4 separate regions of the Mus musculus genome follow, and all the other regions are linked to region 1. A link is a loop called in an ENCODE intact Hi-C map of the cell type or tissue named here. Cell type or tissue: heart. All regions are shown on one strand. Region 1 holds the start of Celf1 (CUGBP, Elav-like family member 1). Region 2 overlaps Slc39a13 (solute carrier family 39 (metal ion transporter), member 13). Region 3 holds the start of Psmc3 (proteasome (prosome, macropain) 26S subunit, ATPase 3). Region 4 overlaps Celf1 (CUGBP, Elav-like family member 1).

Region 1 (2,500 bases):
CAGAAACCACACTCTCAGGCAATAAAACTACTAATATAAAAACTAGTATAGAGAGAAAAAAAAAATCAGTGCCGTTGCAGTTGGTCCATTCTAACCTCCATGATTTTCCAAGTACACTTGTTAATGCCAAAACCAAAAAGAACTCTAAGCAATTCCATCTGAAGACACCGTCATTCTAAGGATCTAAAAAGAAACAAACTGGAAAAAGTGAAAAAGTGCAATTCAAACCTCTTCAACTCAGAGACTAGAAGACAGAGAAGAGATCTTTTAAAGGTTAAGTTCCTTTTAAGTGTGTGCAAAGGGTGTTTGTAACCTCCTAACAATGCAGACATTATCAACAGAGTCTATGCTCTTTAAAACTGTTCAACAGCTTTTATATACAGCATTAACTCTGAGCACCAGAAAGAGATTCTGTTGTGCTAAACCAAGCTCTGACCAAAATCTCACACTTTCTCCCCGGAATCAGTCTCTAAACCAATGAGAAGCTCCTTAAAAAGCATATGCAATGGTCGGAGAAAATTAAAACAACATCCTGTCAGAACCACCACAACCGAGACACCACTACCGACTTTAAATCCAAAGCCTGGGACCTAGCGAAGAAGGCACCCTCCAGAGCCGTCCCCGCTCCTGGGTGCGAGATTCGAGCCCTGCTACTAGGCCTTGACTGGGCGAGCGAGCACCTGATGTGGGGGGTAGGGCGAGCCAAAGCGGCCCCAGGGCGAGAACTGCAAGAGCTCCGGAGGATCGAGAGGAGCGCTGCCTTCTAGGGGCGGGAATCTAGGACACCCCCGGGGGTGGGCACGAAGAACACGTGGGGCGACAGGGTCAGGGAAGCGGCGTCTCGGGTAGACAGCCGCGATCTCGCCCAGCGGACCCGGAGAGGAGGACTCGGGTGCGGTGCAGGAAGCAAGCCCTCGGGGCCGGGAGAGTGGAGGCAAAGGGCAAGGGAGCCGGGGCCAGGCCACGAGGAGGGCGGGTCTCCCTGGGAGCAGGGGCACGCGCCGGGCGGACGCGAATGGGCCCCCGAGTCCCGAGCAGTCCGCGGCCTGGTCCCCGGGGTGCGGGGAAGCGGGAGCGACCGCACCCGGAGGGCCCTGTGACCCGTAGCCGCCCGAACCTGACCCGCCCCGCGGCGCCTCCCTCCAGCCTCCCTCTCTTTCCCTCCCTTCATCCCGCGGCCCGTTATCCTGCGGCCGCCGCACTCACCAGCGGCTGCACCTGAGCCCGCCGCTGCCTCAGCTGCTGCCTTGCTCCTCCGCAGCCGCCGCTGCCTCGCTGCTGAGGCCGAATCCCGGGGGAGCCTCCGCGTCCCGCCGCCGCCGCCGCCTCTGCCGCTGCCGCTGCCGCCAGAGCAGAACACCCCAAAATGGCGGCACTTCCGGCACCTACCACCGGCGGGGAGGGCCGCCGCGGAGGGGGCGGGCGGCGAAGGGGAACGTACCACCGCGGCGCCGCCCGCCAGCGCCGAGCCGAGCCGAGCGCCGCGCAGGGGCGGGCGGAGGGCCGGCGCTGCAGCGCCCCCTCCGGCCGGGGAGTGAAGGAGCAGTCGCTCTGAAACCCTGGGGGCCGCGGGCGGAGCCCTCAGCCCTGGGAGCTGTAGGGGTGCATCTCTTTGTCTCAGAGCTGCACTGGAGGGAAGACCCCGGCCTGGGAATCTGAAGTTCTTGCCTCTGCGCACCGCACTAGCTGCACCTCTGGCGGGCAAGCAACGCAGCTTGGCAATGAAAAATACACATAATAAATATCGAATGAATGAATGAATGAATGAATGAATGAATGAATGAATGAATGAATGATGGGTGCTTGGCTAACACTGGACGCAGGGCACACCCTTTCTTTTTGCACATCAGCATACAGACAACTGTATCCAGGCCTTCCTTCTGATGGAATGTGTGTTGCAAGCTTTCAGAGTTAGGGAAGTGCCTGTACAGAGATGTTCAACTGCATGCATGCGCAATCTGGCAAAAATCCCTGCGGCACCAGAAAGCTCTTAAGTATTCTATTAAGAGACTACCCAGTCCAAACCTACTCTTCTTGGGAAAAAAAATAACAATTAAAACACTTTTTACGAATCCAGCACCCCCTTTTAGGATTCGGTATTCCTAACCTGCATCTAGCTGGATTCACGCATTAAGTGTGTTGTTTATTACACAAAGTCAGTGAAATGTGAGACAATGAAATGCAGATTGAGAAAACTTAGTTCTGGGAGGTCAGGGCTCCATCAATTTACAAATTACTCATGAGTTGGCAATTATTTCTCTTTATCACTTAGCTTCCTAAAGCAAAATATATATCCACAAATGCCGGTTATACCCTACCCTACCCTACCACACTCACTAAGGCAGCCCCCACCCCTGCCCCAAGCAGCAGCCAAGAGTTTTCCCCTGTGCTAGAGGCACAAACAATCATGTAGATCAAAACAATTAGCCCCTAGGTTGTTCATTATCAAATTACCTAAATTGTACTGTAAAGCTTTGGTTGTTTTTTGTTTTTTTTTTTT
Region 2 (2,500 bases), 120 kb before region 1:
TGGCTAGCACGTTTCCCCAACAAATATTCCCTGGCCACACGGGCAGCTCTCACCACCTCCAGCTGCCAAACAGCAGCCTGCAAGTCAGCAAGTAGTCCAGGCTAGCCGTCTCTCAGCACAGCTCTCCGGGATGCTCCTGCCAGCACAGGGTCCAGCAGGCATGCATGCCCCAGGCAGAGACAGTGAGCCTTGCTGCCCTCTCCAGCTCAGGGGCCCTTGTCCTTTGGGTTAAGAGTAAGATGGGGGTGGTGAGGGCTCCACATTGTCAGTGCTCAGGAATGTGAACTGGAAGAATGCTGAAGCCATAATCCCCAACTATTTCCCTTGGCTGACACCCAGGTACTCAGCTGGCCCAATCTACAGCCAGACTCCAGCCCTGCTGCTCAACTGTGGATGTTAGAGATGTGGCCACTGAAGAGTCTGACTGATCCACAGCAGTTATGCTGTGGCTCATCTTTATCTGTAAATACTTGTTCTGTAGATATAAATAAATTACTTAGACCGGCTGCCTCTTCCACATACTAGGGCTGTCAAACAGCTCTTCCTAAGTGCTCTTGACAGGTCTGTTACACTTGCTGTGCATCTCAAATGGTTTCCTATTTTCCTGCCATGTTTCATTGTTGGCTTTTTATCCCAGTAATGCTTGAGCACCAATTTGAGCCTTCCTCACCATTGGTGATCTTATGGATGTAAAAAGCCAAGGTATTTATTTCCCTGTTCCCCTTTAACAGTTCTCACCTGGGGACTTAGAGCTACAAAGTCATCTCCTTTTACTTCAGTGAGATTGTAGTTCATTTAAGAAAGCTAGGTGTGGTGTCAGACTGTAATATCAGCAACCAGGAATGGAGACAGCAGAGGAATCTGGAGTTAAAAGGCCAGCCTTCGCTACTTAAGACCCTGTCTCACTTGAGCCTCCCCACACCACCCATTTCCCTAACATGGGCTGGAGAAGAGGGTCTTTACCAAGCTCCCTTCCTCTGACTGCACCATTATCCTCACACAGCAGGGGGCACTGCATCTCCATCGGTAGCTGAAGGAGAATCCTCCACTTTTCCCAACCAATAAACAGCCTTCAGCAGCTCACTGGTTGGGACAAACCATCTGTGTGGTGCACAGATGAGCCCAGAGTAAGTAGGTGGGAAACAGAATCTGCCACGCCCTTAACTGGGAATGCTCAGCTGCCAGTGTCCCATCAGCACAACAGTCAAGAGGGAGATAGTCAAGAGGGAGATCTTCCACCTAAGCTGACCTAAGATAAGGGACCAAAGCCTAAAAGGTCCAAGCCCAGCTGTCTTTACTGTCAGCAGGTGCTCAATGAGGGCTGCCGCTGCCTGCCTGTCACATGAGCCCTGCAGGAGGCTGATAAGCACAGGCCACCCCTGTCCCTGTCCACCACTTTACTCAGCCTCAAGGGATAGAGAAGAGGATCCTGCGATGCTGTGAGGGAGAAGGGAAGGTGAGGGTGGTGCCTACACTCGCTTGTTTCATGGCCAAGAGTAAATCCCATCTGGTTAGGAAGACAGGACACCTACATGTAGGCCAGAGAACAAAAATCACACTTTAGCTGCTGAGCGCCTGGAGCAAGATGGAGCCACACCATAATCGACAGGCAGCACATGGGTAGGGGAAAGCTAGAGAGCGAGCAAGGTGGCCTGCAGAGGTATGCCTGTAGCTTGCAGTAGTCATGTCCGCTCGGGAAAGGGGAGGGGAAGAAGAAAGGAGCAGTGCTTTTTTTTTTTTTTTGCCTCTTTTGGGCAATAAAGTGGAAATTTTTTGAGGATTAACAACTTTGAAAGGCCTTTCAAAGGTTGCCAAAGCCACTGGTAAAACAGCTGGCTGGAAAGTTGAATGATGGGCCAGACAAGGTGGCACACAGCTTAAATTCCAGCACTCTTGAAACTAATCTCAGGGGCCACAGGCCAACCTTGTCTACATAAAGTTCCAGGCTAGCAAGACTACCTGTAAGACCTTGTCAAAAAAAAAAAAAAAAAAGTGACTGATGGGTTTGAATCCCTGCTGTGCCCTCACAACAGTGCACTTTCAGCGCAGCTGCCCAATCGCACCTGTAAAATGAGGACACCCAGGCCAGGGAGATGGAGCTATCGATAGACACACTCACAGCATAACCTGAGTTCTCAGGATCCAGGTAAATACACGGACTCTCTAGTCGCTATCCTGATAAAAGTTATGCATTAAGACCTATTTAGGGGCTGGGGAATGTATCTTATAGTTGGCAGAGTTCGTACCTAACAAATACTAAATCCTAGGTTCCATTCCAGTGCCACATAAAACTGGGAATGGTGGGACATGCCTGTAACCTCAGCACTTGGGGCAGCAAGAATAGGGCTGGCAAGACCACAGCAGACTGAAGGCTGTGGGGCTTCATACGGAGCAGGGCAGACGGCAGAACTCAGTTGGTGAGAAAACAGCGTGGATCTTGCTAAAGGTTAGTTCGTGAACCAGAAAAAATGAGAAAGAGCTAATAAAGTCATGGAAAAAT
Region 3 (2,500 bases), 110 kb before region 1:
AGAAAATGGCAGAAATCTGTGACACTTCTAAGGTCTTTGCAGACTTAAACATTGCTTTTTACACTCTACCCTATGGGCCCCATCCCTAGATGTCTCCAAGCCTCCTGCCTCCTCCTCTTCCCACACACAGACACACACCTCGATGACATTGGAGACAAGGTACGGCAGGGTTTTGTTCACTTTGATTTTCTCACTGTTCTCTTTGATTTTGTCTTTCATGGCTTGGAGTTCATGGGTGACTCGCAATACTTCACTCTTCATGATCTGGGATAAGAGAAAACCAATGTTCAACCCTGATTCAGCCTGCATTCATTACAGCCCTCTAATAGATGAGGTCCAGGTTACCCGGGAGACCCATCCAACCAGATCTCAGGCTTTCTGAAGGCCCAGCCTGTACATGTCCAAACTGCAGAGGTCAGGACAAGAGGCCAGTGGGAAAACCTCCTGACAAAGCGGCTGTGGGACAGGGCTAGGTATTTTCCATGGGTTTGAGTGTGAATTCATCCCTCTCTGAGCCTCGGGTTCCTCATCTGTAAAATGGAGATCTGAGAACTCCGCTGCCTGCACCGGAGCCAGGAGCCCACCTTGATCTCGCTGTCTAACAGCCGTGTGCGCTGGACAATCTCTTCCGTGGACATCTTGAGCACCTCCTCCCCAATGCCATCTTGCTGTTCAAATAAGAGAAGAAGTACTTATTTACTGTAACTCAGAGCTGCCATCCCACGGTCCCACAGCCCCCTCAGCGCCTGCTTCCTTAACCCAACAGCAGGATGAAGTCGGGACAACCCAAGAAGCTCTGCAACCAGTCCAGACCGGACCTGGCCTTCCAGCCACCTCCTTTCCCGGCCTCCAAGAACGTCTAACCTTATAGCCCAAACTTTGGGACGCCCCTCAGGTCTCCCAACACTCACCTCAGCTTCATCCCACACGGTCGCCATCTTCTCCTGCCGAGTCACTGGACTCTCGGGCGTCGGCAGCAGATTCATTTCCTGCATGAAGAGGCCGAAACTGGGAGTGCGCACGAGCCCCTGAGGGAGCCCAGCGCAGCCTTTCTCAACGTCTTCTCTCCACCCGTGGAGAACTTCACCCGCGATTCCTGACGCGACAGAACGGGTTCTGTCCGCGTCTCCGAGCGAATCTGCCGCTGGGACTCCACGAACCAAACCGAGGCTACAGGGCCCGCCCCGTGGCTCGCCGGTTGCTCCGGTTTGTGCGGGAGCGAGGGCTGGGCTGCTATTGGCCGGCGTACAGGCGGGGCGGGGCTTGCTGCACAACCGGAAGAGGCGGGAGGCAGGAGAAAGCCGCGGAGTCTTTCGGGAAATGCAGTTTTTAGCCTGGCGGATAACTGAAAAGGAGTTTGCACAGGTGCCGGTGCAATCTAAGAACCCAGGTAAACTTGGAATTCACGGATTTGCAAAATGTCCAGTGTGGTGGCGCATGCCTTTAGTCCCAGAACTCTGGAGGCAGAGGTAGGCGGATCTCTGAGTTTAAGGTTAGCCTGGTCTAGAGTGAGTCCAGGAGAGCTAAGGCTACACAAAGAAACTCTTGTCTCAAAAACCAAAAACAAAAGGGAGGGAGGAAGAGGGGGGGGGGAGAGGGAGAGAGAGAGAGAGAGAGAGAGAGAGAGAGAGAGAGAGAGAGAGAGAGAGAGAGAGAGAGAGAGAGAGAGAGAGAGAGAGAGAGAGAGAGAGAAAGAAAGAGAAAGAAAGAAAGAGAAAGGTTGAAAAGAAACTGCTAGGTTTGATGGCACATGCCTGTCATCACAGACACTGAGCCACTGCAAAGATGAAGCAGAAGGATTGCTGCATATTAAGGCCACCCTGTGCTACATAGTGTATTTCTAGCTATTCTGGTCACACTGTGAGTCTTAAACAAAAATAGCCTAACAAAACCCAGATAAACCATTGCTTCTACTAATATTAATGCAGATCTAACTGTCCACATAGGGAAGTTATTTTTGTTACAATGTACTGTATATATGTTTCTACTCTTGTTTAAAGTATTATATCTACACAACTCATGTGCTGTAAAGTTCTAGTCCTTTAAAAAATTTTATTTATTTATTTTGATTTTTCGAGACAGGGTTTCTCTGTGTAGCCCTGGCTGTCCTGGAACTCACTCTATAGACGAGGCTGGCTTGAATTCAGAAATTCACCTGCCTCTGCCTCTGCCTCTGCCTCTCAAGTTCTGAAATTAAAGGCCACCACTGACTGGCAGATTTATTTATTATTATAAATAAGTACACTGTAGCGATCTTCAAATGAACCAGAAGAGGGTGTCAGATCTCATTATGGGTGGTTGTGAGTCACCATGTGGTTGCTTGGGACTTTCAGAAGAGCAGTCTTACCTACTGAGCCATCTCTGCAGCCCAAGTTCTAGTCCCTGAAAGCTGCTATTACAAACTGTTTAGGATAATCTGAAAGGCAAGTTAGTAATTAGTTACCCATAAATAATGACATTTATGGTCATGTTAGATACTAGTTTAGTTAATTACAGAAAT
Region 4 (2,500 bases), 78 kb before region 1:
CATATTATGGTTACTTTGTAGAATGCAGACATGTCACACAACTAGCATTCCAGAGAGAAACTGTCTTTTCCTTCGGGAGCTCTGTGTGACTTCAGCTGAATTATCAATAGGTTCTGTCAGCATGGAAGTCACCCACATCCCATCCCATCCCATCCCATCCCATCCCATCCCATCCCATCCCATCCCATCCCATCCCATCCCATCCCCTCCCCTCCCCCCCTTTCCCGGGCAATTGACAACGCAGAAGACAAACAGTTCTTCTCAAACAGTTTAATAGCAAATAAACAAAGGAAGGTACCACACTTGGCAGATACAAAATGACTTTTTGTCTGTGTGTCTGTGCAATTAAAACAGATTTAGGTTCCCCATTGGGACAAAAGGAAACACACACAAAAAGGAAGGAGAGTCCTTTTAAACACATACTCCCTTGCTCCAAACTTTTAACAACTTTTTCTTTTTTTAATCCACTACACAAACTGTGATTAGGTAAGAAAAGCGACACGGGCTCTTCTTGCCCTTTTTTTTTTTTAAAAACCATTAAAGCAAAATCCATAATTTTCTACAGAGTACAACACAAGTTCACACACAAAAGACATCTTTTATAAATCAAACAGGAAAAAAGGAAAGCTCAAACAAGGTCAAGAAAAGCATTTCTACGGCTGAATCACGACTTTGAGTTGATTGAATCCCGTTGTTGCTGCAGAACAGACTGTGCGTTTGGTCATAGTGGCAATTTTTTTCTCTTCACATTGTGAAATCACTTTACATTGTTTTCTAGTAGAAAAGGCAAAAAACTGTACAAAACCCCTAGTGTTAAATACAACGTTTGTACCAATAAAAAACTCACACAGGTTTGTCTCCAAAATGTAAAGTTTCTTTTTTTTTTCTTTTTAAATTATTCACAAAAAGCAGCTGGAAATCAGAAAGGCAGCTGCCGCTCCAGGGTCTCAAATCCATTAAAACCACTACGGAACAATTAAAACAATCAGAGAGAAAAGGAAAAGGAAACAATGTCCAACATTTGGCATTTGGTTTTATCCACAGGTTTTCCCAGAGCTCCTCTTGGAATCGAAAGCAAACTATATTGGCAAGCCCAGCTTCTCAGTACACAGGAAGGGGACCGCAGCACCTCCTGCCGACAGAGGCGCTCTGTGCAGTCAGACTGTGGGCACACAGCAGGCTCTCTCATGCTAGGCGCTGGCATCCTACCACCCCTTCCAGGACCTTAAGCAGCATACTTAAGTCCCCCACTTGGCTGCCATTTCTTCCTAGTAAGGTGGCCTCAAGCATAATATATTGGGCAACCTGTAGGGGTCCCAGAGCAGAAACTGTGCTGGAGTTCCTTCAACACCAGGCAGAGAGTGGATGATGCCAGACCGTGCTTCTCTCCCCACCCCCATCCTTTGCTGCACCTTGCCACCCTTTCCTGGACAACCTTGCTTCCACTTTCCCTCCCACCAGTGCTTAAGTCTCAGTGGGATCTGTCAAAAATCCTCCCTGCAGCCTCTGCTCTTCACAGATCCATCCCTGTCTACTCATTTCCTCTAGCCTCTCCTCCTCTATTCACATTCTTCCAAGTCCCCAAGACCCTGAGGCTGGATGGTGCTACAAGAGAAGAGGGTAAGTTTCCCTTAGGAAACCAAAGAACTGGCTGGCCTGGCACCCGGGAACAGTAGCTATCTGGCTCTTCACCCAATTTAAAAACAGTTTCTTGCCCTTACCCCAACTCTATTAGCTAAGTAAGAGCAGAGCCATAGTGAAGAGCCAGTGCGGGGTGGTTGGTGCCCAGAGCTGTAAACAGTGTGAAGACTGTAGTATTTATTGTGCTTGTCACCTAGGGAAAGCGCAGGCAGGCAGGTATATTGCCACTCAGTGCACCGATGGCCTCCTCTGGGTAATCAGAAGTACTGCCCGCCTGCCCTCCCTCCCTCCGTGATCTAGCCTTGATGCCCTAAGCATCCTGCCTACCCACAGCCACCTTTGGTTCTGCTTCTGCCTCTGGCCCCCTGTACTCCCTGAGCAGAGCAGCCAGCCTCCTGGATCCCCCACTGAGACCTGGAGGCCACCACAAAGAGTGACAGTCTAAGTGCACAGGCAAACACTCTAAGGGCAATAGAGGAGAAAGTTGCCACTTCAAAATAAAACGATACAATCTTGAGAAAAAAAATCAACCCCATAACAATTTAAAACATCTTCTTTGAAACCCCTTTAAATCAGTCAGTTTTTGCACAAACTATAGAAAACAGAGAGGTGAAGGTGATACATACGAAGGTGTGAAGAAACAGCAGGAAACATGCACAACTTGTTTTTTCTGGGCATAATCTTAGTAGGAAAGGAAAAATTCAAAACAAAAAGGCAAAAGAATACAAAACCCAAAAAAGTTGAAAGCATCACATTTTGCTGTGGAGACTGTAGGAAGAAGCACGGGTGTGAGCTGGCTGAGCCGAGGGGAGGGGAGGGGAAGAGGGACCCTAGGGCTTCCCTGCAGGGCTGCTTCAGG

Evidence for each region. Peaks named below come from ENCODE experiments on the same cell type or tissue, not always from the same donor. Only the 100,000 strongest peaks of a DNase experiment are listed, where the experiment ranks them.
Region 2: it touches region 1 in a loop (4-fold over the local background); 10 of 42 quality-filtered maps call a loop at or near these places.
Region 3: a loop joins it to region 1, with 6 times the contacts of the local background. A loop is called at or near these places in 10 of 42 quality-filtered maps.
Region 4: a loop joins it to region 1, with 2.1 times the contacts of the local background. A loop is called at or near these places in 4 of 42 quality-filtered maps.

Annotation. Positions count from the first base shown.
Region 1 is chr2:90,939,348-90,941,847 of GRCm38, reverse strand. It overlaps Celf1 (CUGBP, Elav-like family member 1), which reads right to left and starts at 1,451. Exons shown (of 14, transcript NM_198683.2): 1 at 1,207-1,451. In heart, a CTCF peak has its summit at 1,547; DNase peaks (open chromatin) are centred at 847, 867 and 1,417; H3K4me3 peaks cover 2,213 bases; H3K27ac peaks cover 1,781 bases.
Region 2 is chr2:91,059,797-91,062,296 of GRCm38, reverse strand. Slc39a13 (solute carrier family 39 (metal ion transporter), member 13) reads left to right here. Exons shown (of 10, transcript NM_026721.3): 10 at 1-516. Among named protein-coding and RNA genes, the nearest start is that of Psmc3, 7.0 kb to the right of the region's middle. In heart, a CTCF peak has its summit at 995 (motif pointing right); a DNase peak (open chromatin) is centred at 206; H3K27ac peaks cover 203 bases.
Region 3 is chr2:91,052,743-91,055,242 of GRCm38, reverse strand. Psmc3 (proteasome (prosome, macropain) 26S subunit, ATPase 3) reads right to left here and starts at 1,227. Exons shown (of 12, transcript NM_008948.2): 1 at 912-1,227; 2 at 585-668; 3 at 139-264. The coding sequence starts at 995. It also overlaps Gm13778. In heart, CTCF peaks have their summits at 1,179 and 2,277 (motif pointing right); a DNase peak (open chromatin) is centred at 1,232; H3K4me3 peaks cover 2,041 bases; H3K27ac peaks cover 1,905 bases.
Region 4 is chr2:91,017,253-91,019,752 of GRCm38, reverse strand. It overlaps Celf1 (CUGBP, Elav-like family member 1), which reads right to left. Exons shown (of 14, transcript NM_198683.2): 14 at 256-2,500. Among named protein-coding and RNA genes, the nearest start is that of Gm13777, 13 kb to the left of the region's middle. In heart, a CTCF peak has its summit at 1,134; a DNase peak (open chromatin) is centred at 1,142.